Linked DNA regions of Homo sapiens: region 2 is linked to region 1. A link is an interaction called in ENCODE POLR2A ChIA-PET data of the cell type or tissue named here. Cell type or tissue: Caco-2. All regions are shown on one strand. Each heading gives the region's core, and the rest is flanking DNA. Links, peaks and the distances in the headings are about the cores only.

Evidence for each region. Peaks named below come from ENCODE experiments on the same cell type or tissue, not always from the same donor. Only the 100,000 strongest peaks of a DNase experiment are listed, where the experiment ranks them.
Region 2: POLR2A ChIA-PET joins it to region 1 with 10 read pairs; 6 of 35 experiments call an interaction of 5 or more read pairs at or near these places.

What each region holds. Positions count from the first base shown.
Region 1 is chr13:102,577,552-102,593,876 of GRCh38, forward strand. LOC107984588 (a long non-coding RNA gene) reads right to left here. Exons shown (of 2, transcript XR_001749984.3): 2 at 15,786-16,325. Among named protein-coding and RNA genes, the nearest start is that of TPP2, 11 kb to the right of the region's middle. RefSeq lists enhancers at 6,919-7,018, 14,348-14,897, 14,438-14,657, 14,688-15,017, 14,898-15,445 and a silencer at 14,487-14,662. In Caco-2, for the core only: no CTCF peak of the experiment used is centred there; no DNase peak of the experiment used is centred there.
Region 2 is chr13:102,749,012-102,765,336 of GRCh38, forward strand. LRTM3 (leucine rich repeat transmembrane protein 3) reads right to left here and starts at 10,061. Exons shown (of 4, transcript NM_001146197.3): 1 at 9,691-10,061; 2 at 9,532-9,565; 3 at 9,399-9,441; 4 at 1-1,377. The coding sequence starts at 9,921. It overlaps LOC105370337 (a long non-coding RNA gene), which reads left to right and starts at 10,643. Exons shown (of 3, transcript XR_931685.4): 1 at 10,643-11,544; 2 at 12,190-12,296. RefSeq lists a silencer at 5,931-6,152. In Caco-2, for the core only: no CTCF peak of the experiment used is centred there; no DNase peak of the experiment used is centred there.

The DNA.
Region 1 (16,325 bases), core at 5,158-13,157:
CCCCGCCTCAGCCTCCCAGGTAGCTGGGATGGCAGGCACATGCCACCATGCCTGGCTAATTTTTATATTTTTAGTAGAGATGGGATTTCACCATGTTGGCCAGGCTGGTCTGGAACTCCTGACCTCAGGTGATCTGCCCGCCTCAGCTTCCCAAAGTGCTAGGAGTATAGGCATGAGCCACCACGCACGACCCCTTATACATATTTTCAAGGTAAGGGAGGCTGGCACTTGACATAACATAGTACTTATCTAGCACTGATAGAATTGTGGGGTGATTAATCTTCTTTTGGTTTTAGTTTATGAAAAATAAACTATTTCCTAAAGAAGAATGTGGGAGAGAGAGAGAAAGGAAAGGAGATATCAAATATATCAAAGACAAATTCACTCTTTTGTTTTGAGCCATCTTCTTTCTCAACAATCAAAATGCTGAAGTTTTTTTAACCTGATGGACAAGGTTAAGAAAGACAAGATTAAGGTTAATAGATAATTCACCAAATTGTTCCCTAATATCCAGCTTTCAGAGGCATGACTCTGGATTCAAACATTTGCTTCACTGCTTACTCTGATGTCCTTGGACGAGTCACTGAACCTCACTGAGAGTAAATTCTTGCATCTCTAAAAATGAGAATAATAGAACCTTATGTGACACTCTCCTGCAAATCAAAAAGAACAAGTCAAATGGACAAAAGATCTGACTAGGAAACAAAGTGCCACTACATTTATCAAGAGCGTTTCAAATACGTTGGATATCAGAATTGCAAATTCAAGCAATGATGAGGTTTCATTTTAGACTAATCAGACAGGAAGAACTTAGAAAACTGGATAATTCCACTGCTAGCAGAGAGACAGAGATAGGGTTGCCTGTGCTGCTGGTGAGCCTTGGCCCGATTCTCAGCAGCCATTCTGGGGAGGAGTCAGACAGGTCCCTGTCGAAATGCAGGTAGACTGTTCACTGTGGCCTACCAAGGATGGATCCTGGGTGACTCTCATAGGAATTCTCACCCAGCTCTGTACGAAGCATAAGCGGAGACGGTCCTTGCTCTGCCATCCCTGGGAAATGGAGGGGTAAACCAGGCCGCAAGCACATAATAGAGCACTAGCCAGCTGTTGGAGGTAGTTGGATGGTGTACACAGGACAACACATAGAGATTTTGAAAACAGTGTTGAGTGAACAAAGAAAGAAACAAAATAAGACAATACAACAAACATAAGTTAGAATAAAGGCACATACAACAGCAATACACATTTTGCCAGTAGCACATACATGCAAAAGAGTGTGCACTGCACTCCTTAGAACTGCACCCTGTGAGGATGGGAGTGAGGATTTTGGCTACAGGCAAGGAGGAAAAGAAACTGAATAAATAACTTTAAAAGTAATTGAGGGAGTCAGGTGTGGTGACTCATGCCTGTAATCCCAGCACTTTGGGAGGCCAAGACAGAAGGATTGCTTGAGCAGGAGTTTGAGACCAGCCAGGGCAATATAGTGAGACCTTGTCTCCACAAAAAAAAAAAAAAAAAAAAAAAAAAATTTAATTTGCTGGGCATTTTGGTGTGTGCCTGCAGTCCCAGCTACTCAGGAGGCTGAAATGGGAGAATCACTGGAACCCAGAAGGTGGAGATTGCAATGAGCCCAGATGGTGCCACTGCACTCCAGTCTGGGCAACAGAGTAAGACCCTGTCTCCATAAATAAATAAATAAATGTAACTGAGACCACAAGTGTAAAAGAATTTAGTATAGTGCATGGTACAAAGTAAATGCTGAAAGAATATTAGCTCATATTACCTCTTTTTTCTTCTTTCTCTAAAAATTAAAAAATAATAGTAAAATAGGTCGGGCATGGTGGCTCAGCCTGTAATCCCAACACTTTGGGATGCCAAGGTGGGAGGATCACTTGAAGCCAGGAGTTTGAGACCAGCATGGGCAACAAAGCGAGACCCCTGTCTCAAAAAATAAAATAAAATAAATTAACCAGGCGTGTTGGCGTGGTCCCAGCTACTTGGGAGGCCAAAGCATGAGGATCATTTGAGCTTAGTAGTTTGAAGGTGCAGTGAGCTAGGATCGCACCACTGAACTCCAGCCTGGGCAACACAGCAAGACCTTGTCTCAAAATAAATAAATAAATTATTTAATTAGAATAAAATGAAAATGGGGGGAACATATGGTACATTAGCATTAGCATAGCCTTTGGAATCAGAGACAGTTGTCAGCTATTCTATGAAATTGACCAAGATACTTAACTTCCCCCTGCCCTGCCCCCCGAGACAGAGTCTCACTCTGTTGCCCAGGCTGTAGTGTAGTGGTGCAATTTTAGCTCACTGCAACCTCCGCCTCCCAGGTTCAAGCAGTTCTCCCTGCCTCAGCCTCTGGGGTAGCTGGGATTACAGGTGCCCACCACCACACCCAGCTAATTTTTGTATTTTTAGTAGAGACAGGGTTTTGCCAGGCTGGTCTCGAACTCCTGACCTCGGGTGATCTGCCCGCCTTAGCCTCCCAAAGTGTTGGGATTACAGGCGTGAGCCACGGCGCCCGGCAACATACTAACTTTTTGAGCTTCTGTTTTCTGATGTCTGAAAGGATGATAAGACCAATTGTAAGGCGTGGTTGTCTAGACAACTAAATTTAGATCATATAGGTAATATACCTACTATATAGTATGTTCGTACTTTATTTTCCATCTCCCTTCACCCTAATATGTCCCCAAATTTGCTATAATTTGTAGAGTGTGGCTCTCTTTCATAACTTTTGGCTGTGAGAGTCTCCTTCGCCCCACAATATCATAATTATTTTTTCAGAACAGTCATTAAACACTGCATTGCCTCTGTCTGTTTGTTCCAAACTGTAGAAAAACCCTAGTCTTTTGGACACAATCATTTTATTTGACCTTTTCTGCAACTTATTCAGCTTCATTCTATCTTTCCAAAAGAACATTGATCTGTCCAAAGAAAACAGCATTCCAATCCATACTCTTGGTTTGTTTATATACTTAGCATAACTTCTCGGTTCTATTTTCTTTATGTTGTCCTGCATTCTGTATGCTTTTTCATCTTCCAGCACATATCAAGCCAACATCTTCAGGGAGTGGTCTGCTGGGACCGGTTTACCATGCCTCACTCAGGTATCTCCTAGAACAAAATCACAATTTACCAAGCGCAGTAGGATGAGTCTAGACAAGATACGGGCTTGTAAAGAAGGAATTCAACCAGAAGGTGGCACTATTGCAAAGCCAATCTAAACGCATTGCTTTCAAGACGCATTTTCTAGGATTTAATCATATACACAAAATAAATATTGAATCAAATTTTATATCAATAAAAGAATAAAGAAATGTGTACTTCTGCTTATGATAACTATAGTGGAATTATAATTATAAAACTGAACATGTGTTTTAAAAGTTTACTATCAGGACAGCATGCTTCTTTACAATATGTAGATTTGCAGTTAACTATCAATTGTGGCCAGTTTTAAATATCACAGCCATTTAAGCAAAAAGGCAAACACTTTTCTGGCTCTCATGATGTGCTAGGGATAGTTCTAAATACTTTATACAAAGTCATTTAATTTTTGCAGCATCCCCATGGAATTGGTCTTATTGTTGGATTAGCATCTCTATTTTTTTCTAGATGAGGAAACTGAGGCACAGAGAGGTTAAGTCACTGGCCCCAAGTCACAGAGCTGACAGGTGAGAGAGCCAGGACTCAAACCCATCCAGGCTAGCTCCACTCTGTGCACTTTACTACTGCAGTGTGCAACCTCTGAAAGTTAGAAGGAACTGTAAAGGTCATCATGTCTCATTCCCACTGGAAGCAGAAGCCCTTCCTTGGCTACCCTGACAGGACAGGACAGTGGAGGAATCCCACTCTTCAACATGAGCACACATCAGGGATCCATGGGCCAAATCACCCCCACCCACCGCCTCCACTCTGAGCAAGGCTCAATGTAACCTGCAAGACTGGTTCTCCCCTTTCCCTTCTAGCTCCATAGTAGACCACCTGCTGCCCATCATCACTCTTTTTCCTTCACTTATGTTAGTGCCGCAAATGCAGCAATGCCTGTCTGAATCCCAGGTGTGATCTGAGTTTAATTCTCCATCACAGGGCCCTGTGTAAACCACTTTTAACTCTAGTATTAAAGTTAAAAGTCAAAACTATTAAGAATAACTGTAACCACAAAACCTTGTTCATAGGTACACAATATAAAAATACACTCTGATATCAATAACGTAAGGTAGGGGGAGTAAACATGTAGAGCTTTCACATGCAATCCAACTTAAGTTGTAATCTCAAAATGGGCTATTACAGCTCTGAGGCTCATATGCAAGCTTCATGGCAACCACAGTTGCATTCCTATACGCTCACAACAAGCTATCCAAAAAGGAAAGTAGGAAAACAATCCACATATTTTTCAGGTTCTATTTAATGCCAAGCTTTTTTTTTTGGCATGTTTTTTGCACATTTTGTTGGTAATAGTGCTGTTTAAAATGGCCCCCAAATAGAAGTGCTGCCTAGCGTTCCTAAGCACAAGAAGACTATGATGTGCCCTTACGGAGAAAACACACAGAGAAACTTCACTCAGGCATGAGTTCAGTGCTGTTGGCCATGACTTCAATATTAATGAATCAACAGTATGGTACATCCAGGAAAAGGCAGTGGAAATTCATCAGTCTGTATACAAGGGCACTCCAGAAAGTGCTGGAGTTATGTCTACAGTGTATTATAAACCTATGTGTATTAGTTCATTTTCACACTGCTATAAAGAACTACCTGAGACTGGGTAATTTATAAAGAAAAGAGGTTTAATTGACTCCCATTTCCATGTGGCTGGGGAGGCCTCAGGAAACTTACAATCATGGTGGAAGGCTAAGAGGAAGCAAGGTACCTCTTACATGGTGGCAGGAAGTGGGGCAGGAGGAAATGCCACACTTTTAAACCACCACATCTCTTGAGAACTCACTACTGTCATAAGAACTGCATGGAAGAAACTGCCCCTATGATTCAATTACCTCCCACCAGATCCCTCCCTCAACAATTTTTCCAAACAACTTTTATTTCCTCAGTCTTCCCTAACCCTGTGGAAAAAGAAGCTGCCATTGACCAGTCCCAGGGTAAGGCCGATATCTTTTCTACTCCCTCAATATATATTTTAAAAAATGCCTGCTAAGTATTATGCAGGAAAAGGGTTGTATGAATTGTAATGAAGGGATTACAATTCAATATGAGATTTGGGTGGGGACACAGAGCCAAACCATATCACTATGGAAAACATGGATTGATGAGATAACCACTGATTTAAAAAGCATGTGGACAGCATTGTTTCGAGGCTGAAAGCCAAAGACATTTATGTTATGTTCCTTAGGACAAAGAAAACGTTAAAGCTTTCTCAGCTACTGGTTGGCTCACTCATTTCATTCAAAAGGCCAGATGACGTGAGATGTTGAACTTACAGCTGAGGTACGGTCTGCGATCAAGAGGCTGAGGAAGAATTTTTAAAACCTCTGCCGGAGCAGGTGAGGTAGCAGGGCTGGAAAGGCCACTCTGATTGGGCTACGAGGTTGAAGTGCCCCCTTGGGACTCAGTTGGCCTACAAAGATGCTTTCCAGGTATCCTGCCTCCAATGTGTGCTCAGACAGTGTCAGTGCCCAGCAGAGCTGACCGAGACAACCACAACAGTGCAGCTCGCCATCTTCACCAACATGCCAGGCGGCTTGCTCTTCTTACTTGTCATTCTCCATCACTACATGGCCACCAGTAATCCCAAGAGGCAGGAGTGTGAGTGGGGCTTCTCTGCCCAGGGTTCCAGGACACAGTCTGAGGTGAGATGGAGGGTGTGAGGGGCTTTTGCACTTCACCCCTCTCCCCATCACAACATACAAAGCAATGCCACCTGGATTTTTCCAAACAACTTTAATTTCCTCATAGTCTTCCCTAACCCTGTGGAACAAGAAGTTGCCATTGACTCAGTCCCAGGGTAAGGCTGATATCTTTTCTACTCCCTCAATACATATTTTTAAAAATGCCTGCTAAGTATTATGCAGGAAAAGGGTTGTATGGAAGAGCAGGTTTTGAACATCAGTGAGGCTGGCTTGTTTTACAAGGAAGTTGGCAAATAAATCTACCTAACAGGGTGGCATCTCAGTTGACAAAAATGTTTCAGCCAGAAGCTCACAGGAACATAATCCTGTATTTCCTAGCATAGGAGCAGTGGTTCAGAATTTGCTAACTCAATGTCTGCTACAACCTTGTAGAATATAACTACCGTGACTAACAAGGATCACCCATACCTCCCTGTCATGCTGAAATCGGGCATGTCCATGCTTTCATCAATGAAATGGGAGCAGAGGGGACATGTTTGATGTCCAGACAGAGTGTTCAGAGCACTATATCCTTCACTATGCCCTGTTTTCCATTAACCACATGGTCGTCTAGCAATGTTCTAGTCTACAGCTTCTCCATGAGCCAGAGCCTGGACAGAAGATGTCAGGGAGTAAATCAATGATGATCATGCCAGAGAGAGAGAACATGTGGTTTGGAGTCACTGAGATTTGGGGGGCCATTTTGATTACAACATAACCCAGGCTATCCTGATAGAGAAGGTTCCTGTATAATGCAGACAAAACATCATGTTGGCTTGGATGAAAATGTTAGCAGTGGAGGTGATGAAAAGTAATCAGATTCTGAGCGTTTTCTGAAGATCAAGCCAACAGGTTTTGAAAATGGATTGGATGGATGGCAGAAGAGTGAGGAGACAAGATTTTTGGCCTGAGCAACTAGAAGCTTTAAAGTTTCGTGTAATTGAGAAGAGGAATACTAGAAGAAGAACAGATCTGGGGAAGACACATAGTTAAGTTTGGAGCATGTAAAGTGTGATATTCTTGTTAGACATCCAAGTGGAAATATCAAACAGGAGTTAGAATGTAGGAGAGAGGTCGAGCTGGAGACTCGCATTTTAGAATCTTCAGGTTGCTGATGGTACTCAGAGCCATGCAATTAGATTTCATCATCAAAGGCATAAGTGTAGGCAGAAAAGAGAAGAGGTTCAAGGACTGAGTCCTAGATCATGCTGACATTCAGAGGTCAGGAAAAAAAAAAGAGGAACTAGCAAAGGCAGCTGGAGCCATGAAACATGAGACATGAGGAGAGAGCAGTGTTCTCAAAACCAAAGACAGTCTCTCGAGGAAGAAGCAGCACTCAACTGTGTCAAATGCTATGGACAATGGTCAAATAAAAACATGAGGCTCAGCTTTCAGAGTTAGCAGTGTGGAGGTCCTTGAACAGACAGTTTCAAAGGTGAACCTCATCCTAATGGATTCTTAAGAAAATAAGAGGGGTTAAATTAGAGAAAACACAAGTCAAAAATGCTCAAAGCTTAACCTTGTGCCATCTAGGAAGGGAGACAAGTTTACAGGGTCCAGCTCCAGTATCAAAAGCAGAGCAGAGAAGGTACATTTGAAGAGGAGAGGCAGGAAGCTGACAACTGGCACACTGCTCCATGGCATAAAAATATCTTAGAGAAACTTCCCAGTTTTAATTATCCGGACTGTAGTGCTATACCAGCACTAAGTACAGCAAATAAATACAGTTTAGGTCAGTGTTCTCCAAACTTCCTGATGACAAGAATCACCCAGGATCTTTGTTTAAAACACAAATTACGATGCATTTCTACTAGGGCTTCTGATTCCGTAGGTCTGAAGTGGAACCCAGGTAAACTGTATTTTTAACAAGAGTGCTGGGTGATTCAGATCTTTGGGCAGGTTTGGAGACACTAGTTGAGGAAATATTTTTCTTAGTATTCAAGCAATAGATATCTGCATCTGATTTTAAAGTGTGTATGGGGTCTGCGTGTGCATATGTAAATGTGAGTGTATTTTATATATTGTATACTGTATACACACACGCATATATTATGCAATTTTGTTAAACATTTTGTTTTAAAAAATATGTATACAAAATCTTCAAGAAATCAATTAATAAAAAAGATTTTAATTATTTAATTTTTTATAAAGCCTCTTCTCTTTCCTTCCTACCTTCTCCTATTCCTTTTATATTCCCCAAAACACCTCCAAAACACCCCAAAACAGCTTTATGAATTCATTGGGAATTGGCTCATTCTAAATGAATACTTATAGTCAGTTTTAGAAGACTTCAGAGAATTCTGTCTGGAACCCCAATATGTGACCACCCCAGTTCACATGAATATACACACAAAGTGATTTTTATAACCAATTTTCTATTTGTCATTACTTTATAAAAGAAGAAAGAATAGTGCCTCAAGATCAGACATGTCTGTTGTTTAAAAAATTAGATTCTAGAAACAGTATAAATGTATCTGTCCATAAAATATTTGACAAATTATAAAGTAAATTTTGATGATTTACCTCAAGAAAACAAGGTCCCTTTACTGTATGGCTAAGCTGATTTTTAAAAACATTTCTTGCAAACTAAGAAGTCCTCTTTTAAAAAAATTGTGTACTTTAGTAAGTCTTAACTTGAGGTGGTGTAAATCTGACCAGTTTTGGTTTTGTTTATTGAGTCTCTACTACATACAGTCACATTTTACTAATAGCAAATAGCAAATAGTTATTAGCACTGTGGAAGCTATTTTTTCTCATGTAACTTTTTTTTTTTTTGAGAGAGAGAGAGAGAATCTTGCTCTGTCGCCCAGGCTGGAGTGCAGTGGCATGATCTCTGCCCACTGCAACCTCCGCCTCTCGGACCCAAGCAATTCTCATGCCTCAATTTCCCGAGTAGCTGGGATTACACGTGTGCACCACCACATCCATTTTTGTATTTTTAGTAGAGACGGGTTTCACCATATTGGCCAGGCTGGTCTTGAACCCCTGGCCTCAAGTGATCCACCTGCCTCAGCCTCCCAAAGTGCTGGGATTACAGGTATGAGCCACCAAGCCCGGCCTCATTTATACTCATATAACTTCCAAATTGATGATAGAGGAAGCAGAGGCCTTGCTAAAGGTCAGGTAGCTAATTAGTGGCAGACCTAGACCTAGAAGACAAAACCCTTTATCTGCTGCCCAGATGCTTTTGCTACCATATTGTTGGCTTCTCTTGTTCACTTCAGGATGTTCGGTATCATCATTGAGATTCGCCTTTAACTGGAATCTTAAACCTGGCAAGTTTTTCTGACATTCCAAATGTGGGCAGATGGACAGGTTTTATGAAGTCCCACGCAGGTGCCACAATTGACAACAGCCCCAGTTAGGCAGGTCCAGGCATGAGCCTATCCAGTGAAGCACCACAGGGCAGGAACTACACCTTGGACAATGGCTTGTCTGATTTAATACATGTCTGCCATCCTCATGGTGATTTATTGTCATGGAATTCAGTGAGAGAATGTTTTTGCTGATTAATATACATCAGGAATTGAGGTGAAACAAAGTAAGTACTATATGCCCTGTTCTAGCAGAAGCTGCTTTAAGTAAGGGAAAATTCCATATGATGTCAAATAAAAGTGTCAAATTTAAGGATACAAAGGAATCACCTGTCAACCCAAAAGCAGAAGCTGATTGGATCAGAAGCTCACTGTAAGCCCCCATCACACACTACATACCCATTTGCTTCTTCTCTGCCTCGGGTCAGGACTCTACTCCTGGTCTATCGTCTGTGGCCAGAAGGTAAGTGGGTTACATTCTTCCGGCCCACTTAGCAGGGACTGTGGGTTGAATGCCTCTAAGGATGGGAGTGGAACTTATATAAGCCATATACAGACATCTGACTTTGTCAGAACTAAAGTAAATGATGACCTTTATTACCCAAAAGGCTTATGTTTTGGAAACAACTGTACTTGCAAGAAAGGACCCATTTCCAGCTTCTCAAGAGATTTAAAAACAAACACATGGAGTTAAATAAACTGATATATCCAAACAAATTAATAGTACGCCTAATTAACAAGAAAGAATAAAATTCTACGTACGAATATTCATCAGGAAATATTGTGAAGCAAAAAACAAAGAAAAAAATAAAGTGCAGGACAGTGAGTATAGTATACTACAATTTGTGTAAAAAAGGAAAGAGGAAATATATGCATCATATTCTTTGTATGCATACGACATTTCTGGAAGGATACACAATTTAAGTCTAGAGAATTTTACACTCTTCAAGCTGCAATGTTTCTTGGGCATTCCTTTCTCTCTGTGATACTACAACACATAATGTTATCCTGTTTTTGTATTATTCTTTTTTTCTCACTCCTAAGAACACCAAGTAATAGAGTTAGAGAGACTATGCAATCAGTAATTACCAAATAGTGTAAACATTTGATATTAAAATAAATTGGGCAAATGCACAAAGATTTGAGAACCTATTCTGAGTTAGAAGCAGTGTGAGACATCACTGGGTATGGTAGAACACAATTCTTTGGCCAGGGAGGACATAGTGTAGTTCAACCACCATTTCTGAAGCACTCAAGTGCTAGGTGGTACACAGTTAGGAAGATAGGACTCTCAGATGACCTGGGGTAGTTTCTTCTATCCAGGGGGTTATCCATGAGTAGAGGCCTCCTACTGTCTGTCTAGCAGTTCACACAAGGTTACTAACCATGGGGGGGGGCACTTCCTGTTGTAGATGATGCAGGACATGAGAGCACCAAAACTGGGAGGATTCTTGGCTTCCCTCAGGAAACAATTCAAGGGCAAGCCAGTCGTGTTAGCAACCTTTTACTGAACAGCACTGCTCCTTGCAGTGCACCCAGAGTGAGCAGCATATGGGCTCTTCGCAACTGGGTTTATACTCACTTATACCCACTTACAATTGCATGCAAATTAAGGGGTGGGTTAATGCAAACTGAGGGTTGGGTTATTTAGAACTTTTTAGGGAAGGGGAGGTAACTTCCAGGTAGTTGCCACGGAAAAAGGTGTAGCTTTTGGGTTGCTGCCATGGCATTTGAGAACTGTCACGGCACTGGTGGGACTGTTTTATGTCAATGAGCAATGAGGGCAGCGAGGGATCACTGTTGTCACCATCTGCTGGTTCCTACGGTTTCTTCACCTCATTCATTGGCACCAGGAAATAAGTCCTGCCAGTCCCCCACCTCATAGATACTCCATTACCAATGCTTCACTAGGGTGAAAACAAAGTGGACATCAGTGAGGCTGTGGGGGCAATCAGGACCATCCAAAAGTCCAAGTTATTGTTCCTGCTATGGACTGCATATGTGTTCCTTTAAAATTCATGTGTTGAAACCTAATCCCCCAAAGTGATGGTATTTGAAGGTGGAGCCCTCAAGAATGGGATTAGCGCCCTTATAAAACAGGCCCCAGATAACTCCCTCACCCCTTCCCCTGTGAGGACACAGTAAAAAGACAGCTGTCTATGAACCAGAAGATGGGCCTTCACCAGACTGAGTCTGCAACTTGCTCTTGGATGTCCCAGCCTCCAAAACTGTGAGAAATGAATTTCTATTATTTACAAGCCACTCAGTTTACGGTATTTTGTTATAGCAGCCTGAATGGATGAAGACTGTCCCCATGGGCACACGATAGAACTGTACTTTTCTGCCTCCTTGGACTTGGCCGCGGCCATGAAACTTGCTTTGGTTAATGAAATGTGAGCAGAAGTGATGGAAGGTCTGGAAGCTGATGCCTATTTCCCCATGTTCTTGTTTCTCCTGCCGTGGTGACCAGCTACATTCCAGACAGTGCAGCCTTTCAACCTGAATCCAAAGGTGTGACAGCTTGGAGCAGAGCTCTCAGCCAACCAGGAATGGAGATGCTGCAATGAGTAGACAAGGGCAATGTCTTTTAGCTCACCGGAATTTGGGCTTGTATTCTGCCACAGCATAGCCTGGACTATCCCTGATCAACACAGAGGTCCTAAGAAGTTATTTACTGAAAATTCCAGTGAATGTCTCACAGCTGGAGAAGGCAACAAAGAGGAGCATAGAATTGGGCCTCGTGCCCAGGATTAAGCTTGCAGATGCAAGATGCTGCCCACGAAGGGAAGCTCCCGCCTAAGCCCCCGCTCTGTGTTTCCCCGTACATACCATCTGCCCCACACAAATAATCAAGGCCATCTGCCACATAATTCTCTTATGTCTTTAAACCTACAGTCTCTAGTGTCCTCTGGAGGTAAATGGATTCACTGTTCTGCCCAGTTTCTACTGGTTCTGCAGAGGGAAGGGTGAGCCTCTGGTCCCCAGGACAGCTGTTCAGAGCTGTTGGGGAGAAAGGGAGAAAAGGCAGCTCTGGTCCCACAGATGAGAGGAAAATGGTGAGAGATTTCACCATGTTTTGTGACATACGTGAAATTAAACACACCTCACCACTCCAAGTATTAATTTCCTGTCAAAAGCACCTATTTTTCCTATATGAAAAAATCACATTTCTCCTATTTACATAACATCGGCTCTTTTCTGTGTAAAGTAATAACCCTAGCCGTATAATGCTAAAAGTACATCTCCCCATCTCTGGCCTGGGAAGGCATTTTAAAAAAATTTCTTGCATTAACTGACAATAAAAGACACCATTCTGAAATTGATTCAACTTCGATATAGCTTTTGGGGTGTCTGAGTCTTTTTTTTTTTTTTTTGATATGGAGGCTCACTCAGTCACCCAGGCTGGAGTGCACTGGCGCGATCTCGGCTCACTGCAAACTCCACCTTCCAGGTTCAAACAATTCTCCTGCCTCAGCCTCCCAAGTAGCTGGGATTACAGGCACCCGCCATCATGCCTGGCTAATTTTTGTAGTTCTGTAGAGATGGGGTTTCACCATGTTGGCCAGGCTGGTCTCGATCTCCTGACCTCGCGATCCACCCACCTTGGCCTCCCAAAGTGCTGGGATTACAGGTGTGAGCCACTGTGCCTGGCCCATTTTTGTTTTGCCCAAAGAATATCCTTTAGTATTTACTTTTTGCTGTCTTTCTGGTGACACATTGCCTCGGCCTTTGCGTCTCTGAAGATGTCTTGATCATGTTCTCTTTCTTGAAGGATGTTTTCATTAGCTACAGAATTCTGGGTTGGCGATTATTTTCTTTCAGCATGGGTGAGCTGTCGTCTCATTGTCTCCTGGTTTTCTTCATTTCTGTTTGGAATCGGTTCTCAATCAATTGCTGCTTCTTTGAAAGTAATCTTTTTTCTCTAACTACTCTTGCCTTTTCATTTTTTTTTTACTATGATGTCCCCAGATGTAGATTTTTTAAAATTTATCTTGCTTCAGGGCCATCAGACTTTTTGAATATATAGGCTTTCAACTCTCAGATATTGCTTCTAAAGCATTTTCTTTCTCATTTCTTAAAAGCTTGTTAGAACTTCCCACTATTACATCTATTACTCTTTTCATCTCTTCTGTGTTTTTCATCCTTTTATTTTTCCAGGTATTTTTTAGTATTTTCTTGCAATTTATAATTCTTTTTGGCTAAATGACAGTAACTATGAAACTCATTCTTAATTACGAAACCGAGTTTCTTAATTAAGAAACTGAGTTCCTAATTTTGTTTTGCTTTTGTATTTTTCAGTTCTAAAATTTCTTTTTGGCTCTTTCTAAATTGGCTTTGTCTTTTTTAAGTTTCTGATTTTCTGCCCAAATGCTCAACTATATCTTTATCTTCCTGAATGGAGTAAATATAGGTATTTTAAAGTATTTTGCTTCTGCCAGGCAGAACTAGCTGAGTGGGTTTCAGCCTTGGCTACCCATTAGAATAATCTGGGTAGATATAAAATATCTCAATGCCCAGGCGAAAATCCAGACCAATTAAATCAGAATATCTGGAATTCTGGGAATCTGTGGGCTCAAGTAGCGATATTTTTAAGGTTCTCCAGATGATTCCAATGAACATATACCATTGAGAATAATCACCTTGATCCAAGTTCAGGACTTAATATTATCTATAATGTGATATCCCTCTGGGGCCAGTCTAAGTTTACTTTCAATTTATTCCTATTTGTTGGGTGTGGACTTTGCAGCCTCAACCCAAAATATAGGTTTTCCATGCTGTTCCCACTCTTGGCAGGCTCTGGCCTCCACTCTTGTACCCATAGCCCTGGGAGGCTGTAAAAAAAAATTCTGTCTCTCAGCTACCTCTTTACGCACTGGCAAATGCCCTGAAAGGCAAAGCTGTCTCAAATGTTAGGCTTAAGTCTCTGAATTTATGTCTTTTACGCGAACTCTTCACCACCCTGTTAGCTCTCTGATCCTTCAGGAAGGTATCTTTCAAGCAGATATTTTTCATACATTGTCCAGTTCTCACTTTCACCAGAAGGCCTGGTCCAAACTGCTTAGTTTACCATTTTATTACTGGAGGCTCAAGTACCTGGAACTTGATGTTGTGTAGTTTACTTTGGTTTGGAGGTATGTTAGCAAAGTGGATATTTGTCACGATTTCCTGGCATCATTGGAAAGCTTTCCTATGTTTATGGAATTTCCCACATTTTCAGTCCTGCTCTCCAGGTAAGAAATCAGAACTACTTGATCAGGCTTCCATACAGCCAGGCACGGCCTTGTAACTTAAACTTTGCTGATCAGGTCGCCCTGGCTTTTGGACTCAGTTATCTTTGGTAGAAACGGTAACGACGGCTTTTGCCTTTGGGGGGCAGCAGTGGCGAACCTTCATGCATCCGAACCTGTTTCTTTGGTGTGAGCTATTTTAGTTTCGGGTCCTCGGGGTGGGGGCGGACGTGTTGTGAGGAGCAGGGATACGTGTTAGTGCCTGCGCGAGGTCAGGTAGTCAAGGGTCCACAAAAAGCTGAGAGAGGCATCAGGCCGCGATGCAAGTCTGACGCCGAGTAAATAGGAGAGGCAGAGAGGCTGGGTGGAAGCGCCCTGGACCACCACGCAGTCCAACTTGGCAAAGCCGGCCGGGGAGTCCTGGAGCCTGAGACAGCAGTCCGCGAAATTGCCCGCCTCCCGAAACAGATCTGCTCCAGCATCCCTTCGCTTCCATCACGGGCTGGGAGCCGCCCACGGGAGGTGCGGCCTCGCTGCAAGGCAGAGGAAGATTTCAAAGCCCAGCGGCTGGCACATGTAGGATGCTTATGCAATCTCTAGAGTCTTGGAAAATTAAATTTTAAAATATTCTCTAAACGATAGGCTGCAGCAATAGTTGCAAGGAAGGCGATTCATAGAAAGCTATTGCCTTCCACAGCACCTGTGCCTTGGATTGCAGCCTCAAATGGGGCAGGTGACAGGAAAAACATCTGACTCAGCACTTCCTGCTTTGAACAATGCTGGGTGAGAGAAGTTGCTGTGCGTCCAGCCTATTATTAATACTTTACCCTCCATAAGATGACCAACGCCTAGGCCTACTGACCTTGTTTTTGCCTCTCCTCCTCCTCCTCATTTTTTTTTGTTTTATTATTATATATTATTACAGATTATCCATGTTTCTCTACTTATACTCTCTACTTGTTTCCAATATCCAATGAACTGTCACACAAACTGTCTTAGCATTAAAAATTCCCCCCAGTGATAATGTCATTAAATCAAAGGAGGAAAAAATGTAAGCACTTATAATATGTACAACATTTGGCTTGAAGACAAACAGTAAATGACTGTATTGAGTTAAAGTGATTTCAGGGGTTATATAAAATAGTGGGTTTCAAACTGGTACATGGATAGTTTCGATGAAATCAATTTCCAGATGCCTGAAGTCAACCACTTTTTTCTAAGCTTATCTGCCTGGCAGCGTGCCTGTGGCGGAAAGACATGATTCTCTTTTGCACCTATTTCAGTGCTGGGTCTCCCACCTTTTAGGGAAAAGGAACACATCCCGAATCTTACTATTATGCACCACCTGCAGGTGTAATAGCCTCTGGGGCATCAAATAACGGGACAATTTGAAATACTATCACTAAAACTTTATTTAATATCAAAGTTCAATAACCAATCCTATCCATCTTTTTTTAAAATCAAGAACAATTTTTGTTAAGACCACAATTAGCAAAAAAAAGTTACAGCATTTTTGAAACATTCCACAATCTATTATGAGGAACAAGGGCTAGGGAACAAACACCAAAGCATAACAGCATATGCTCTGCTGTGTGTTATGTTAAACCACTTTTCATTTGTCTCATTAAATCCATCTTTTCTACAATTTAAGCAAAGGTTATAGAGCAAAAGATGACATTTGTCATATGAGTGATTCTTAAAATGGGAGCTTCAACGTACGTCTGAATTTTGTTCACATTACTTTCTGGGCATATTATGTAATACTTATATATCCTGGTTTCGCTTCTTAAGAATTGATGATTCAATTTTACAAGAGACACAGACATACAAATCTTATCCTTTTAACTAGTCCTGTCATTAACAGAAGCATGACTTATTTATACCAAGCATCTTTTTAAGAGCTCTATTTTCAATAAAAATTTTTTTGTCCTGTA
Region 2 (16,325 bases), core at 3,026-11,025, 170 kb after region 1:
AGTTGTTTTCTGGAATAATTTTTAACATAAGGCAGAATAAGCTTGGAAACAGAAATAAGATGCAAAGCTATATCTGATATATCTTTCCTTTCATGTAATTCTTTCTTCTCAGTGTTATTCTTGCATCCTAACTCATTCCTATTTTTTAAAGTGTGACATACTGTGATTTGAAATACTTGTGAAGTTGGTGTTTTTTTGGCTTTTAGAGATGGAACATTAAGACTGAGTTTGCTTTTACTGTCTGGTGTTTTTCTTCTATTTTTCTGCCCTTTAATGGTAGACAAAAGAGGCACTGAGCTATATACAGAATCCTGGTTCAATTCTGATGAAACAATTTGTTGCTGGCCTTGTGCTTTTACACTCCTTAGTTGTGGCATATCTTCAGTGACTAAATTTGGATTCAGAGTTAAAACGAGAAATTCAGCATTCTTAAAAATAGTGTCTTGCCCCTTAATTGAATATTTAACCTTGTTTGAATCTATAAACCAAACACAATGTTGGTCCTCACCTAAGTGTTCATCAGACTCCAGGCCCTTTACTGAATATTTTGCCTCAACAATTGATGGAACTTCAACAAAATGTTGGTTCCTATCCAGATCTTGGGACTGGAAGGAGTCTTGTGTGCTGCTAGAAAATGGCTTCTTCATCACATCTTCAGGCTGGGCAAAGTTGCTGGCTTTGCTCTCAGGCTGGCTCTTAATTGATTCTTGGTTATGATTTATATATTGGGCTTGACTAGTAAATTGGACTTCATAAAGACCTTGATTCTGAAAAGCATTTTGTCCTGGAAAAGAATCCTGTGCTTGGACAGAAATAACCATTCCAACAGAAGGTTGATTCTGATTCAAGGACTCTTGAGATCTTGAGCATTGATAAGTAGTTCTGCTCCCTAACTTAGTTTTGGGTTTTGAAGGAATTTGATTCCTCACATTTTCTTCCAGAAGTCTAACTTGATCTCTAGAAAGAAATAAGTGGGCAAGAGGGCAAGGTGCCACATCTAGATCTTCATTTTCTACAGTGAATCTAGATGCTGAAAAGCTAAGATCAGAAGAAAATCCTGAATTTTTGTTTTTGTTGGTTTTCATCATTGAAAATAATTTCTTGGAGGAAAATTGTATTGTTTCATATTCTCTGTCTGGATGCTCTGTATGGCTTAGACACGTTTCCTCTACTTCTGAATAAAACAATGGCAAAGATGAGCTGATTCCATTTGAAGATGGCACATGACTTTCACTAGAGGGACTTACTTGATCTTCACTTTCACTAGTACCTGACCATAGTATTTCACGTGAGAATAAAATTCTATCTTCAAAGTTACATTCCTTTTCTTCAGATGTAAGTGATGAAGTAATTCTTTTTTCTAAAAAGGTGCCAACTCTGAAATATAAGAAAACAGTGTACAAATGAATATTAGAATATATTTCGTATAAGAATTACCTTTAGATTTAAGAAAATGCAGCATAGTATATGAAAACAGATCAGCATAGAGATAAATTGGAAAATCATTATCCATATTACAAAACAATTCATTACCTAGTTCTTCTCACTTAATAAACTAATCGACGGAAAAAGTGAAGTAAATCAATTATATATCTCAGAGACTATACCTCAGCATCTCTAAAAGTCTATTTTTGACAAGATTGGGTCAAAGTTGCTGGATTAAGATTATATTATTTTACAAGGAATATCTTTTCTGTTCTCTATATGAAAGTTTTCACTAAAAGAAAACATTCTTATGGAAATGTAATAGGTACAACAGAAGAATACCAATAGTATAAACTAGCTGTCTATAGATAAATCCAGATTATGTTAACAGTTCTTTGAGATCAAAAGAAAAGCCTACATTTTAGGGAAGCACGTCTCAGTACAATTTTGGGCCGGAGTACTGATCATGGATGATGTGAACTTGCCAACACCCATGTACCTCAAATGATTAGTCTCAGTCTAAGAAGTGCTCAGACCAACAGCATCAGCATCTTCTGGTGTGATGGTTAATTTTATTTGTCAGTTTGGCTGGGCAGTGATGCCCAGAGATATGGTCAAACATTATTCTGGATGTTTCTCCCAGGGTGTTTTGGATGAGATTAACATTTGTATCAGTGAACTGTGAGAAAAGCAGATTGTTCTTCCTAATGTGGGTGGGCATGATCCAATCAGTTAAAGGCCTGGATAGAACAAAAGACTCATACCTCAACCCCCTGACATACTCCAGCAAGAGGAAATTCTGTCAGCAGACAGCCTTTTGACTTAAACTGCACACTTTAGGCTTGCAAGTCACCACAATTGCTTAAGCCAATTATTTAAAATAACTGTCTTACTCTCTCTCTTTATACACACACACACACACACACACACACACACACACACACACACACACATATCCTACTGGTTCCGTTTCTCTGGAGAACCCTAACAATACACCTGGAAACTTATTTGAAATGCATATTCTTTGGTCCCATCCCAGCACTGTGGAATCTGACGTTTTGAAGGTGGGGTCAAAAAATCTGAGCTTTAATAAACTCTCCAGCTGATTCTGATACATGATAAATTTCGATAGTCACTGTTTGATGCATGAGCAAGCCTAAAATCAAAAACTGAAATGCATATAAAATAGGTCAGATAATTCTAGTAGCTATTTGTTTGGAGAACACAGATTATCTCTTACTTTACTGTAAGTGTGACTTTACTTTTAAATAACCCTCAATCAAAATAGTGAAGGCAGTATATGAAATCCATCATGATCTACCCAACCACAAAAATTATTTGTGCTAAATGATTACTTGTAGAACTGAGAAATAAAAATGAAATGCTAAGTCCCACAAATGACTGAATGGACATCCTCTTGACCAAGGGGACCCCAAAGGAATCTTGAAAAATGAATTCCTGACCATGATGGGATGGGAGGTCAGACAGGCCTTATTATACCACCTCCCTGCCTCGCTACCATTAGGCTTTCTTTCCTAAGGGTAAACAGAACAGCCCTTTGGAAAGGCTTGCACCACCCTTGATATCAACCAATGACCAGATGCTGCCCCTCCCTTTCGCCTTCAACAAAGCAACCAGCCAGCATTCCTTCCTGATAAGAGACTACCAACCACAGAGTGGTTCTGCCCAGTCTAGGAAGGATGTGCAGTGGGGGTTTTCATGTCCCCTGCTTCACCTTTTGATGTCAGAGGACCAAAAACTCCACCCTCGGATCATGCTAAAGCTGCCATTTTTTGAACATGAGTTCCATGGAGAGGAATGAAGCTCAATTGCTCATGCACACATTTCTCCTTTCATAAATATTCATGACTCCTCCTACAGCTTATTGACTATGAGTATTATCCACCTCGTTCAGCATGATTTCCTGTCTTATTCTTCCTGCCCTCCAATGGCCTGTTTCTGGCTTCTGACAGGAGGCTACACTTCCCAGTCTGTCAGAATGGCTACCCTGCAGGCTGCAACCTTTTATGAGCGCCATCATTCTTTTCAAAACACCATCATTCTTCAGTTGACACAATGAAATCTCATTAATCTGGATTTGGTTAATTAGAATTTGGGGTATTTTAGGCTACACTAATGATTTTGTTTTTTCATCGATAACACAAAAATATTAGGTAAATATTTAAAATATGTTAGTTTTCAAGTTCTCTCAAATTTTAGAGCACTTATTAACCTCTAATATATAGGCTATTTTATGGGCTGAATTGTGTTTCTCTAAAATTCATATGTTGAAGTCCTAACCGTAGTACCTCAGAATGTGACCATATTTGTAGACGTGGCCTTTAAATAGGCTATTAAAGTTAAATGAGGTCATATGGGTAGGCCTTAATCCATATTTGGAGATAAGGCCATCAAAAGATGATTAAATTAACTGATGTTAGTTAACTTATTTATAACTGATTAAATTAACTTATTTAGAGTGGGGCCCTAATCCAATATGACTGGTGCCCTTGTAAGAAGAGGAAATTTGGACACAGAGACACCATGGACATGCATATACAGAGAAAAGAGCATGTGATGCACATGCGTGTTTATTGCAGCAATATTTACAATAGCAAAGACATGGAATCAACCCAAACGCCCATCAATGATAGACTGGATAAAGAAAATGTGGCACATATACACCATGGAATACTATGCAGCCATAAAAAAGAATGAGTTAATGCCCTTTGCAGGGACATGGATGAAGCTGGAAACCATCATTCTCACCAAACTAACATAGGAACAGAAAATCAAACACTGCATGTTCTCACTCCTAAGTGGGAGTCTAACAATGAGAACACATGGACACAAGGAGGGGAACATCACACACTGGGTCCTGTCAGGGAGGTGAGGGGCACAGGGACGGAGAGCATTAGGACAGACAAATACCTAAAGCATGCTGGGCTTAAAACCTAGATGACGGGTTGATAGGTGCAGCAAACCACCATGGCACATGTATACCTATGTAACAAACCTGCACATACTGCATATGTATCCCAGAACTTAAAGTAAAATTAAAAAAAAAAAAAAGAAAAGAAAAAAAAAAGAAAAGAGCATGTGAGGACACAGCAAGAAAGTGGCCATCTGCGAGTCAAGGAGAAACACCTCAGGAGAAACCAAGCCTTTCAGCCTCCAGAACCATGAGAAAATAAATTTCTGTTCTTTAATGCCACCTAATTTGTGATACGTTGTTATGGCAGCCCCAGCAATCTACTACAGACTGTATACACATCTTTGTTATCTGCCCATTACTTTTAGTATATAGTCTTTGGTAGTAAAGTCTATTCTTCAACTAAGACAAAATTTTGCGTTGGATGATCATGATGTCTACTCTCCAACACCTGTTCTACCTCAGATTATTAGGCTCAGTCTAATATAGTAATCCCATTTCTGAGTGATTAGTTTAGGAATGGGCATGATCTAATCCTAATATAAGAAAATGCTGAAGCAGGCTGGGCGGGGTGGCTCACGCCTGTAATCCCAGGTCTCTGGGAGGCCGAAGCAGGTGGATCACTTGACATCGGAGTTTGAAACCTAGCCAACATGGTGAAACCCCAACTCTACTAAAAATACAAAAAGTAGCTGGGCATGGTGGCATGCACCTGTAGACCCAGCTACTCGGGAGGCTGAGGCAGGAGAGTTGTTGAACCCAGGAGATGAAGGTTGCAGTGAGCCGAGATTGTGCCATTGCACTCCAGCCTGGGCAACAGAATGAGACTCCATCTCCAAAAAAAAAAAAAAAAAAAAAACCCTGAAGCAAACCATTTCCCAAAATCCAATAATCCAATGTAAGATCAGCAGTTTGCTTTGCTCACTGAGACTATGCCTGGTCAGCACAGTTCTCTCTAATTTCTCATGTCACCTCCTGACATATAATTTATTTATTATGTTGTCATTTATTGTCTGACCCTGTCTCACCCCCACACCCTGTTTTGTTTGCTGATGAGTCTCAAGGGCCTACAGCAATGCCTGACACAGAGTAGGCAATCAATAAGTATTTGCTGAATGACCATCTCCACCTCCAGGCTTCTGATTGCTAACAACAAACTGACCCAACTCTTTCCTCAATTTCAGTGAGAAAAAAATCCCTCATACACAAACCACTCATATATGTTTAAAATCATGTGACTGATTTTAGTGAAGACTTGGAAGCAGAAGCAGGAGAGAGTTGACTACAGCCATGCATAGGGTTCCCATTTAAACATTAGGTACGTCTCCCCATTTGTGAGATGTCCTTTGGCCTCTCCCCACCAAGGAATCTTAATTGGCCTTTGAGATTTTAAAAACAACTCCTCATTCTCTAGGAAAAGAGTAACAGTTCTAGAGCCATGGTAACCAATAGCAGAACCAGTTGTAAATCAATCAATGGCAATCCTATAGTCATAGTAACAAATAAACAGAGTCTTCTTTTAAACTGTTTTATCTATCAACGATAACTCCCTTCAGGAAATGCACTTCTGAAACCAACCAGTCAGTGACAAGTTTAAGCTTTGAAAGTCAGGTGGTTGGTGGCAGACTCTCACTCAAGCATGCATCTATGGGTAAGGCCAACCCTAAAACAAACCATACCCCAAAATCTGATATAAGGTCAGCCATTTGCTTTGCTTACTGAGACGATACCTGGTCAGCTCGGGTCCCCGGATTTCAGATACTGAGTGGTGGTCTCATCCTTTATGCCACTCAGTCCTAAGCCTCACACCACTACACCTGCAACTCCCTCTGTTCTGCTCCTCTCTGCCCCCCCAGCTACCCCCTTTCTCCTTTGTCTCATTTCATAAGCAAGATAAAATCCACTCCATCTCTAATGCAGTAGATTTTAACCATTCTGATGCTTAGCTTCGGCCAATATACCCTTCTATTTCAAAATAATTTATTAAGATGCTGTCCCACTATTTCCAATAGCAAAGACATGGAACCAACCCAAATGCTCATCAATGATAGACTGGATAAAAAAAATGTGGTACATATACATCATGTAATGCCATGCAACCATAAAAAGAATGAGATCATGGCCTTTGCAGGGACATGGATGAAGCTGGAAGCCACCATTCTCAGCAAACTAACACAGGAACAGAAAACCAAACACCGCATGTTCTCACTCCTAAGTGGGAGCTGAACAATGAGAACACATGGACACAGGGAGGGGAACAACATATACCAAGGCCTTTTCGGGGATGGGGGACGAGGGGAGGAAACTTAGAGGACAGGTCAATAGGTGCAGTAAACCACCATGGCACACGTATCCCTATGTAACAAACCTACACGTTCTGCATATGTATCCTGGTTTTTTTTTTTAGAAGGAATTTTAAAAAATTAAATGAAATAAAATTATTTGAAGGTGTCAATGGTTAAAAATAAAAAAATACTATGTTCATAGTTCTTTTCCCAAAAAAAGTTTATATATATATGTATACACATATATATGTGTGTGTGTGTGTGTGTGTGTGTGTGTGTATATATATACATATATATATATATATATATTTTTTTTTTTTCCTTTTGAGCTGGAGTCGCTTCGTCTCCCAGGCTGGAGTGCAGTGGTGCAATCTCGTCTCACTGCAACCTCTGCCTCCCAAGTTCAAGCCATTCTCAGCCTCCCAAGTCATTGGGATTACAGGCGCATGCCACCACAGCCGGTTAATTTTTGTATTTTTAGTAGAGATGGGGTTTCACCATGTTGTCCAGGCTGGTTTCGAACTCCTGACCTCAGTGATCCGCCCACCTCAGCTTCCCAAAATGCTGGGATTACAGGCGTGAGCCACCGTGTTACACATACTATTTCAACTATTCTTCATGATATTCCTAAGAGGTAATTCTTCTAATCCTTAGTTCGAAAAAAAAAAAAAAATGGAGGTATAGTGAGTTAAGTCATTAGCCCAAGGCCATGCCATCATTAAGAGGTAGAACTACAGGGCCAGGTGCAGTGGCTCACGACTGTAATCCCAGCACTTTGAGAGGCCCAGGTAGGTGGATCACCTGAGGTCAGGGGTTCGAGACCAGCCTGGCCAACATGGTGAAACCGCATCTCTACTAGAAACACAAAAAATTAGCCAGGTGTGATGGTGGGTGCCTGTAATCCCAGCTTCTATGGAGGCTGAGGCAGGAGAATCACTTGAACCCAGGAGGCGGAGGTTGCAGTGAGCTGAGGTCATGCCATTGCTCTCCAGCCTGGGCAAAAAGAGCAAAACTCTGTCTAAAAAAAAAAAAAAAAAAAAAACAAAAAAACAAAAAGAGGCAGAACTATGATATAAAGCTAGACCTTTTTTAACTTCAAAATTTATGTTTTTTCACCATAATATGCTGCTGCCACAGGAGCCATATCTTTTCTCTAATCCTTTTTCTTCAACACCACCCCCTAACCTCTTCTTCTCCATGAATTTCCCTTAACGCCCCCTAGAAAGATGCCACCCGAGGATTAACTTCTGTCTAGGCAGGAAGGGAATAATAGGACACGGGGATGGAAAATCTTTAAAGTGTCCTTGATTCTGAAGCTAAAAATCCTTTTTTTCTCCATGTCTTCTTGTGAATTCCTCTTGCCTGTTAATCCTCTGGTTTTGAATTACATGTGAACCTTGGGTCACCATGCACACCTAAGCCCTCTAATATCTCAAATGCTGAATCTTGGTCTGTCCATTTGGACTTATTCTGATTGCACTACTGACATGCTGTAGCTTGTGCTGGCATTCCTGTTTCCAACTGGCCCTCACAAGGGTTCTACCTACTCACACCTCCAGATATTGTTACAGCTTCCCAAGACACTCACCTGAGAACTAGTGTTGCTAGTACCCAATACAACAATATAGCAACCAGATTAAATGAATAAAGCCCTTTTATACCTGACAAATGAAAGAAATTAGACGAACATCAAGTAATCCTCTGATTCACACAGTGACTAGTGATCTAGCTGAAACACAAAACTGCCACTCTTATGTGTAACCACCAGTAGTGGTTATTATCTACAGAATTGAATCCAGGTCTTAACATGGTATAGAAAGCCGTTTATGACCTGACTCCTACCTACCTCTTCACATTCATCTTCCACTACTTCCTGACTCAACCTCAACATTCCAGCAACTCTGAAATAATAGTAATTTCTTGCACATTGCTGCTGTTTCTGTTCATGTCCTGGAATGTCTTTCTTATCCTCCTAAACCTCTGTCCTTTTCGGGCTAATGTTCATTCATCCTTTAAAATTCAGCTCCAGGATAACATTCTTCGTGAAGCCATTCCCAATGCCCTAGGCTGGCTTAGGTATCTCCTAAATATATTAATATTTCTGTCACTGTGTCACCATACCACAGGGCAACTTTCCTGTATGTATACATCTTCTCCACAAGAATATAAGCTTCTTGAGAACAGAGACTATATTATGGTTTGAATCCCAGTGTTGGCGTCCACTATATTGTAGATATCTAATAATTGTTGAATGGATTTCAATTAAAACAATTAAAATATTGATAGCATCAAGAGTTGTGATTATGTCAGTATTTAATCCCTAGCACGGAGATAACTTTACAATTCTGATAAATTCTGATTTTACAAACTCCTTTCATGTCACTCATGCAGCACCTAGCTCAGTGTTTGCTTGGTCCACAGTAAGTGCTAAATAAATATCTTTTCAGTTGAAATATAAGAACTGGTGTGTTGGAGAGAGAGTTAGAGTAGGAAAGCAAGTCACTTATCCTCTTCAAGCTTTATTTTCCTCATCTGTAAGAAACTACCTGCCTCGAAGGATAATTTCAATAATATACGAAAAGTCCTTAACACAGCTTGGAGCATAGCAACAATTTAAAGTAAATGTTAGATTGAATCATGATATTGAACAGCTAGGAAAACCCTTCTCTGAAATTCAGAAGTAAAGGCAATTTTGAATAGAACACAACCAACCTATTTCATTTAGCTTCAAAATATTTTTGTGATATATCACATACCTTTCTCCTGAAGATGAATTAATAACTGACCAATTCTCTGGAGCTGAATAGGAATAAAAAAGTCACAGTATCAATGAGAAAAGCTCAGGATGAACAAGTTTTATATTAAAATGTGAAATTGTATAATACTTACCAAGTTTCCTGCTTTTGGGGCAACTGTCTTCCGTCTATTTTAATGGAAAAAAAATTGTTAGAGGAGTAATCGGAGTATCAAAATTCAAAAATTTTACAAATTATTCTTATGTCTGATTTTGAAAACTAGGAAAAGGGGAAATCAACCATTTATTCTTACCTCCTGGACATCTGAACTACCCTTTTCAGGAAGTGTGGGCTTCTTCCAAAAGGATGCACAAGCTTTCATGAGTATTATCTCAAAAATAATTCCTAGTAAAATTATAAAGAAAATTGCCACCCAATCATTTTGAATAATCCAGGACTCTAGAAAGTCCCATAATGTCATGAATGTATTATCTTCCAGTCCACTCCCTACCCCTTTTTTAAAGGAATAATATTGCTTTGACATTTTAATGTCATATGTGAAAGAGACTGGTGTCTCATTCAGAAGTCCTTGATTTCAGAGGCCCTGAAATATAAAACCTCGGTATGCCCAACTCATAACCATGTGCAACATTTGGCCAGTGCTGCTGGTATCTTATCAAGTGCAGCAGTGATTGCTCTGGGCCTAAGTTAAGTGAGGTACGTGTCATAGTGGGTATTTAACTGAGCTCATATTAGCTTTAGCAATAATGGAAGTTCATAGGTAAGATATGTACACTGTATAAGTAGTTTTTTACTAAAATTCAAAAAATTACCTTCTCTTAACTTCATAGATAGCAACATAATTCTATCATGGATTGTTGCTGCCCTATTATAAATATAGAATAAATTTGGATTGGTAGAAAGCATTTGACATAACCATTTCTATTAACACCAGGAACAATGTATTTTATGCTTCTTTGTGGTAAGGAAAATATAGTCCTTTCTTAGAATGAATATAGATAGAGTTGACAGGTTTAGCAAATAAAAACATTAGATGCCCAATTTAATTTGAATTTCAGAGAAATGTCGAATAATTTTTTTGGTCTAAGTATGTCCCATTACAACTATGTAGAATGTATGATGACTTGTCTTTTATGAGTCTGATTTTTTTCTTAAAATAGAACACATTTTATATTTCTTTTTGCTAGCAGGGTCTGTTGGCACCATTTCCCTTCAACAATCTATTGACATGCTGAAAACTAAAGTGTCTTTGGAATAACCTCCTGGTGAATTTCCTTTTCACCCTGTCTACAGTGATTTCAGGGAGCTACTTGTGATGTCCTTTCCGATGTCAGAATTAAGGGTAGGGCAGAGGCAGATGTAAGTACAGTACTGCCCACTCCCCTTCAAAGTCTAGTGGGTAGGCCTGGAAGCTTATTGAGCAAATATGATTTTAGTCACAAGTAGACAGGATAGTCTGGACTAATAATGAAAAATGTTAACACTACCTTGGATTTAGAGTACTCTTCCTTTGAAGGTGTAATTAATTAATACTTCCTTTGCAGATGTAATTCATTAATGCTTCACTTTGGTTTTGTTTTAGTACTTCACTTATCCAAGGTAGGTTAAGCAAAGAAGTATTATTCATTACACTGAAGTATTATTCATTACACTGAAGTGAACAGTTCAGGCCTCTTCTGTCACATCAGTTTAAATAAGTACAACAAAGATTTATGACTTCAGCTGGGCGAAGTGGCTCATGCCCGTAATCCCAGCACTTTGGAAAGCTGAGGTGGGTGGATGGCTTGAGCCCAGGAGTTTGAGACCAGTACTAGGCAACATAGGTGGACCTCCGTCTTTACCAAAAATTTAAAAATTAACTAGGCATAGTGGTGTGCACCTGTAGTTAGTCTCAGCTACTTGGGAGTCTGAGGTGGGAGGATTGCCTGAGCCTGGGAGTTGAAGGCTGCAGTGAGCCATGATCCTGCCACTGCACTCCCATCCTGGACAACAAAGCAAGACACTGTTGCAAAAAAAAAAAAAAGAAAAGAAAAAGAAAAAAGAATTATCAACTCTTACTGTCCCTGAACATTGAAGATCAAGAGATCAATGACATTCTAAATGTTGGAATTTACAGTCTTCCAGTCTCCTGGACCACAATGTACAGGTATTTCTAATCTTTATTTAAGTATAATTCTTATCTTGAATTTTGTCTTCGCAAAGAATCGCCCTTTAGAATGCTTGGTAGGTCTTCATTGGCTCTGAAAGAAACTTCAGCAATTCCTCTTGATTTTTCTAGAACTATGGTAAAGTACACCTTCCCCGTACTCCCCTGCCCACAAAGACAATTGAGGTGATTTTAGTCTCCTGGGTTTCCCCATAAAATTCAAGCAGCTGGGCCAGGCGCAGTGGCTCATGCCTATAATCCCAGCACTTTGGGAGCCCGAGGCAGGTGGATCACCTGAGGTGAGGAATTCAAGACCAGCCTGGCCAACATGGTGAAACCCCGTCTCTACCTAAAAATACAAAAATTAGCTGGGCATGGTGGCAGGTGCCTGTAATCCCAGCTACTCAGGAGGCTGAGGCTGGAGAATTGCTTGAACCCGGGGAGGCGGAGGTTGCAGTGAACCGAGATCACGCCATTGCCCTCCAGCCTGGGCAACAACAGCAAAATTCCATCTCAGGGGGGAAAAGAAAAATTAAGCAGCTGGAAAAATACTGTTACTCTCACCTACTTGCAGAAACTCTCTAAATCATTTAATGGTAACTATCTTAAAAGGGATTCATTGTTTCAACATTTTCTTCTCTCTAGTTAATAGATCTTTCCAAGCTTTATGGTACTGAATCCCTAATTAGCATTCCACTGAAGAGCTCTTAAGGAACTGAAAAGGAACTGCTGCGTACCACTCCTGCTGATGGGTAGGTTTACATAGGGGTAAGTATTATCCCTCTCCAGGGCTTTGTCATGTTTGTTACTTATGTACTTGCTACTAACAAAAGTATAATTATCTATTTTTCAGCATAAATGCTTCTGTCTCTTGGACTAGAAACCTCTCAGACCAATGTCAAGTGAACAGCATCAAAAGTAAATGCTAAGCAAGATTTACTTGCTTACAGAGTAAAAAGAAAAAGAGTATCAGAGAAAGCCTATTACAGTAGTAAAACATAGACACTACGAGAAAACACAATGAAAATTCTATTAAAGTTTTTTTTAAAACTTCCTATTATATTTACCAATGTTACCATCTTTGAACTATCTTGACATTATGAACTTGGTTTTTGTTCTTTACTTAACAGGAAAAAGTCCCAATATTAGATATATAAAACAGCAACATAAAGCCAGATATTGTTCAAAATTGTTAGAAATTCTTTCTGTAAATATCTTAGTTTAATACATGTGTTGAATAATAAATGTGTAAAGCACTGAACAAGGAACAAAAACGTGCTTTAACACATTTTGTTAACGTTTTGTTAACATCTTTGTTAACATTTAACAATGATGAGGAAAAAAAATCCCAAACTTGAAGGAATTTGTAATGTAAGTGAGATGGAGATATTAATAACTTAATGAGAAGGTAGAGTTCGGTTAACACAGAAAGGACGAAGATATTACAGGGGTTTGAGGTGAGATGCTTGGTTTGGGGTAATTTCAAGGAAATCTGCAAAGAGGGGAAAAAAATCCCCCCTACTCATTTGGATTTGGTAGCAGGCAAAGATGAACAAACAAAGTAGGAAGAAGAGTAAGAAATACTTCTTCCATTTTATAAACATTTATATAGTCCATGTTAGCTATAGCACGGTTACAGGTGTGAAGTCTGGGAAAAGAAGGCTAAAATGTTGACAGAGCCCTACTGTGGAGCCATCTTCGGAGATCTAACAGTTTTTGAGTTGGAAGTACCAGCTGGTGTATCAAAGCAAGGTGACAATAAAATTGGAAAATCAATTAGGCTACTGCACTGATAGATGAGAATTGATAAGGGTCTGAATTAGAGTAAAAGACTGAAACCCAGGATTTAGCAACTAAAAGAAAGCAAGTGGCTGGGTGTGGTGGCTCATGCCTGTAATCCCAGCACTTTGGGAGGCTGAGTTAGATTGCTTGAGCCCTGGAGTTCGAGACCAGCCTCGGCAACAAAGCAGGACCCTGTTCTCTACAAAAATATTTGAGACCCCGTCTCTCTAAAAAAAGATAATTTTAAAAAGTAGCCAGGTGCAGTGGCAGGCGCCTGTAGTCCCAGCTACTTGGGAGGCTGAGGCAGGAGGATCCCTTGAGCCCAGGAGTTCAAGGTTGCAGTGAAGTATGATAATGCCATTGCATTCCAGTCTGGGTGACAGAGTGAAATTCTGTCTCAGAAAAATAAAACTAGGCCAGCGCGGTGGCTTTTGCCTGTAATCCCAGCATTTTGGGAGGCCGAGGCGGTCGGATCACTTGAGATTAGGAGTTCGAGACCAGCCTGGCCAACATGACGAAACCTGTCTCTACTAAAAATACAAAAATTAGCCAAGTATGGTGGCACACACCTGTAATCCCGGCTACTCAGGAGGCTGAGGCACGAGAATCGCTTGAACCCGGGAGGCGGAGATCGCGCCACTGCACTCCAGTCTCAAAAAAAAACACAAAAAAAACAAAAAACAAAAAAAAAACCTAACATAATAAAAAAAAGCAAATGGATCAAGGTGGGGGATGGAAGAGTTCATGGTGAGGGAGAAAGGACTTACAGATAATCCCAAATCTGGTTTGTCTAAGATGAGGTTTCCCAACGTGGGCACTAATTGACATTTTGGACAGGACATTTCTTTGTTGTGGCTGCAGTACTGTGTATTGTAGGATGCTTAGCAACATCCCTATCTTCTACCTACAGAATGCCAGTAGCACCCCAACCCTAGTCGTGACAAAAATATTTCCAGACATTGCCAAATATCCCCTAAGACAGGGGTCCCCAACCCCCGGGCTGCAGACCAGTACTGGTCCGTGGCCCACTATGAACCAACAGTAGGCAAGCCAGCATTACTGCCTGAGCTCTGCCTCCTGTCACATCAGCTGTGACATTAGATTCTTATAGCAGCAGGGAACCTTATTTTGAACTGTGCACATGGGGGATCTATAGGTTGTGCGCTTATGAGACTCTAATGACTGATGATCTGGGATGGCACAGTTTCATCCAGAAAACATCCCTACCCCCGCCACTCCCAACCCAGTCAGGTGGAAAAATTGTCTTCCATGAAATGGGTCCCTGGTGCCAAAAAGGTTGGGGACCACTGCCCTAAGGGGTAAAGGTCCCCCCTGGGTGGGGAGCATTAGTCTAGGTGAGTGTTTATGAGGCAGGAGAACAGGGTCTGGAGGCAGAGAACCTAAGACCAATTCACCCTGACTTCCTACAACTAAGTTGATAGGAAAACCCCAACTTTCCATGCCTAAGTAACAAAAAGACCAGAGGCTACTCCCTTTGCAAACCCACACCTTATCTGTGCAGCAGATAGAAAATTGAAAGTTGGTTGCAAAATTGGTTGCTTTCTGCAAACAGACATTTGCATGGGAGTGTAACTTTGTAACTTCACTTCAGCCTCTGACTGGTTGCTTTCTGCAACCAATCAGACTGACTGTGGGCCACCACTTCATTTACATGGGGTGAACACCCAGGTAGACAATGGGAAACCTCTAGAGGGTGTTTGGGCCCCAGAAGATTCCTTTTCCAGGGTCCTTGAGCCGCTGCTTGGGCCCACTCCCACACTGTGGAGTGTACTATCATTTTCAACAAATCTATGCTTTCTTTGCTTCACTCTTTCCTTGCTTTGCTGTGCATTTTGTCCAATTCTTTATCCAAAACGTCAAGAACCTGGACAACTTGCAGTCAAGACCCCCTCAATAACAGCTATGCCATTAATTAGGGCCTACCAGAAGAGGTGCCAGAATGGCTCTTTGATTATAATCTCAAACTTGAAGGGGCTGAACATTTTCCTGCAAGGCGTGGTAAATCTATGGAGGAGAGCAGATGTGACCTTTTCCTAAATGTTCGTTTCTGCTGTGGATACATCATTCATCTTTCTCTAGGAGTTCTATGTTCCCCAAATATGGCTAGCTATACAGTCCTCAAATGTCAAGCCATTACATCAATAAGGAACAGTAGTTTCTTATAGAAAACTCAGGGGAAAATCAACTTTAAATGATCATCTACCTACATTACCCCTATATTTGATGTAGTATCTTTGGTCATCATATTATGCCTATAGTTTAATTTTGCAAACGCAAATATTGTAAATTGTATAGCCTGGTCAGTAGCCTTTTAAATGTTTTGTTGTACTCTAACATTATGTAATAAGTTGTCTTTTGTGTTTTCCTTGTCCTGTTAGCTTTACTTCTGGTTCACAATACTTATGTTCTTCAATGACTTATAGTGGTTAATAGACCAGTGATTCTATCTTCTTGATAGCTTTGGATATTTTTTATGTTTATCATCTTTTGATATTAGTAGTGTTTTAAAATTTCAAATGTTAATTATTGTTTACTTATACAACATTCTTAAAAATTTAGGTTCAGGAAATGACTTTTAGTCAAGAATATCTATTATAAATAGTCACAGGAATTTTAAATTTATAGTTATGCATCACTTTACAATGTGAAAGATTTGGACATTATTACCTACGTTTTCATTCTCTTTGTCATATTTAGAAAACTAATATTTTGAATCTACTGATTCCATCAGGGCAGAGGAATAAAGGGCCTCAAAAATCTGCAAGCTGCCCAGGCCACTTGAGGCTATTTTAATGGCCTAACATTAAGAGTAGTAGGGAGGATATGCAAAAGATTAAAGAAACATTTCTTACTACAAACTTCTATTTAAATTTAACATCAGCCTCATCACCTTTTGTGAATTTTACAGGAAATACAGAAACTATGTTCTTTATATATAACTCAATACCATTCAAGCTCGAGATCAGGTGATAGCTGAA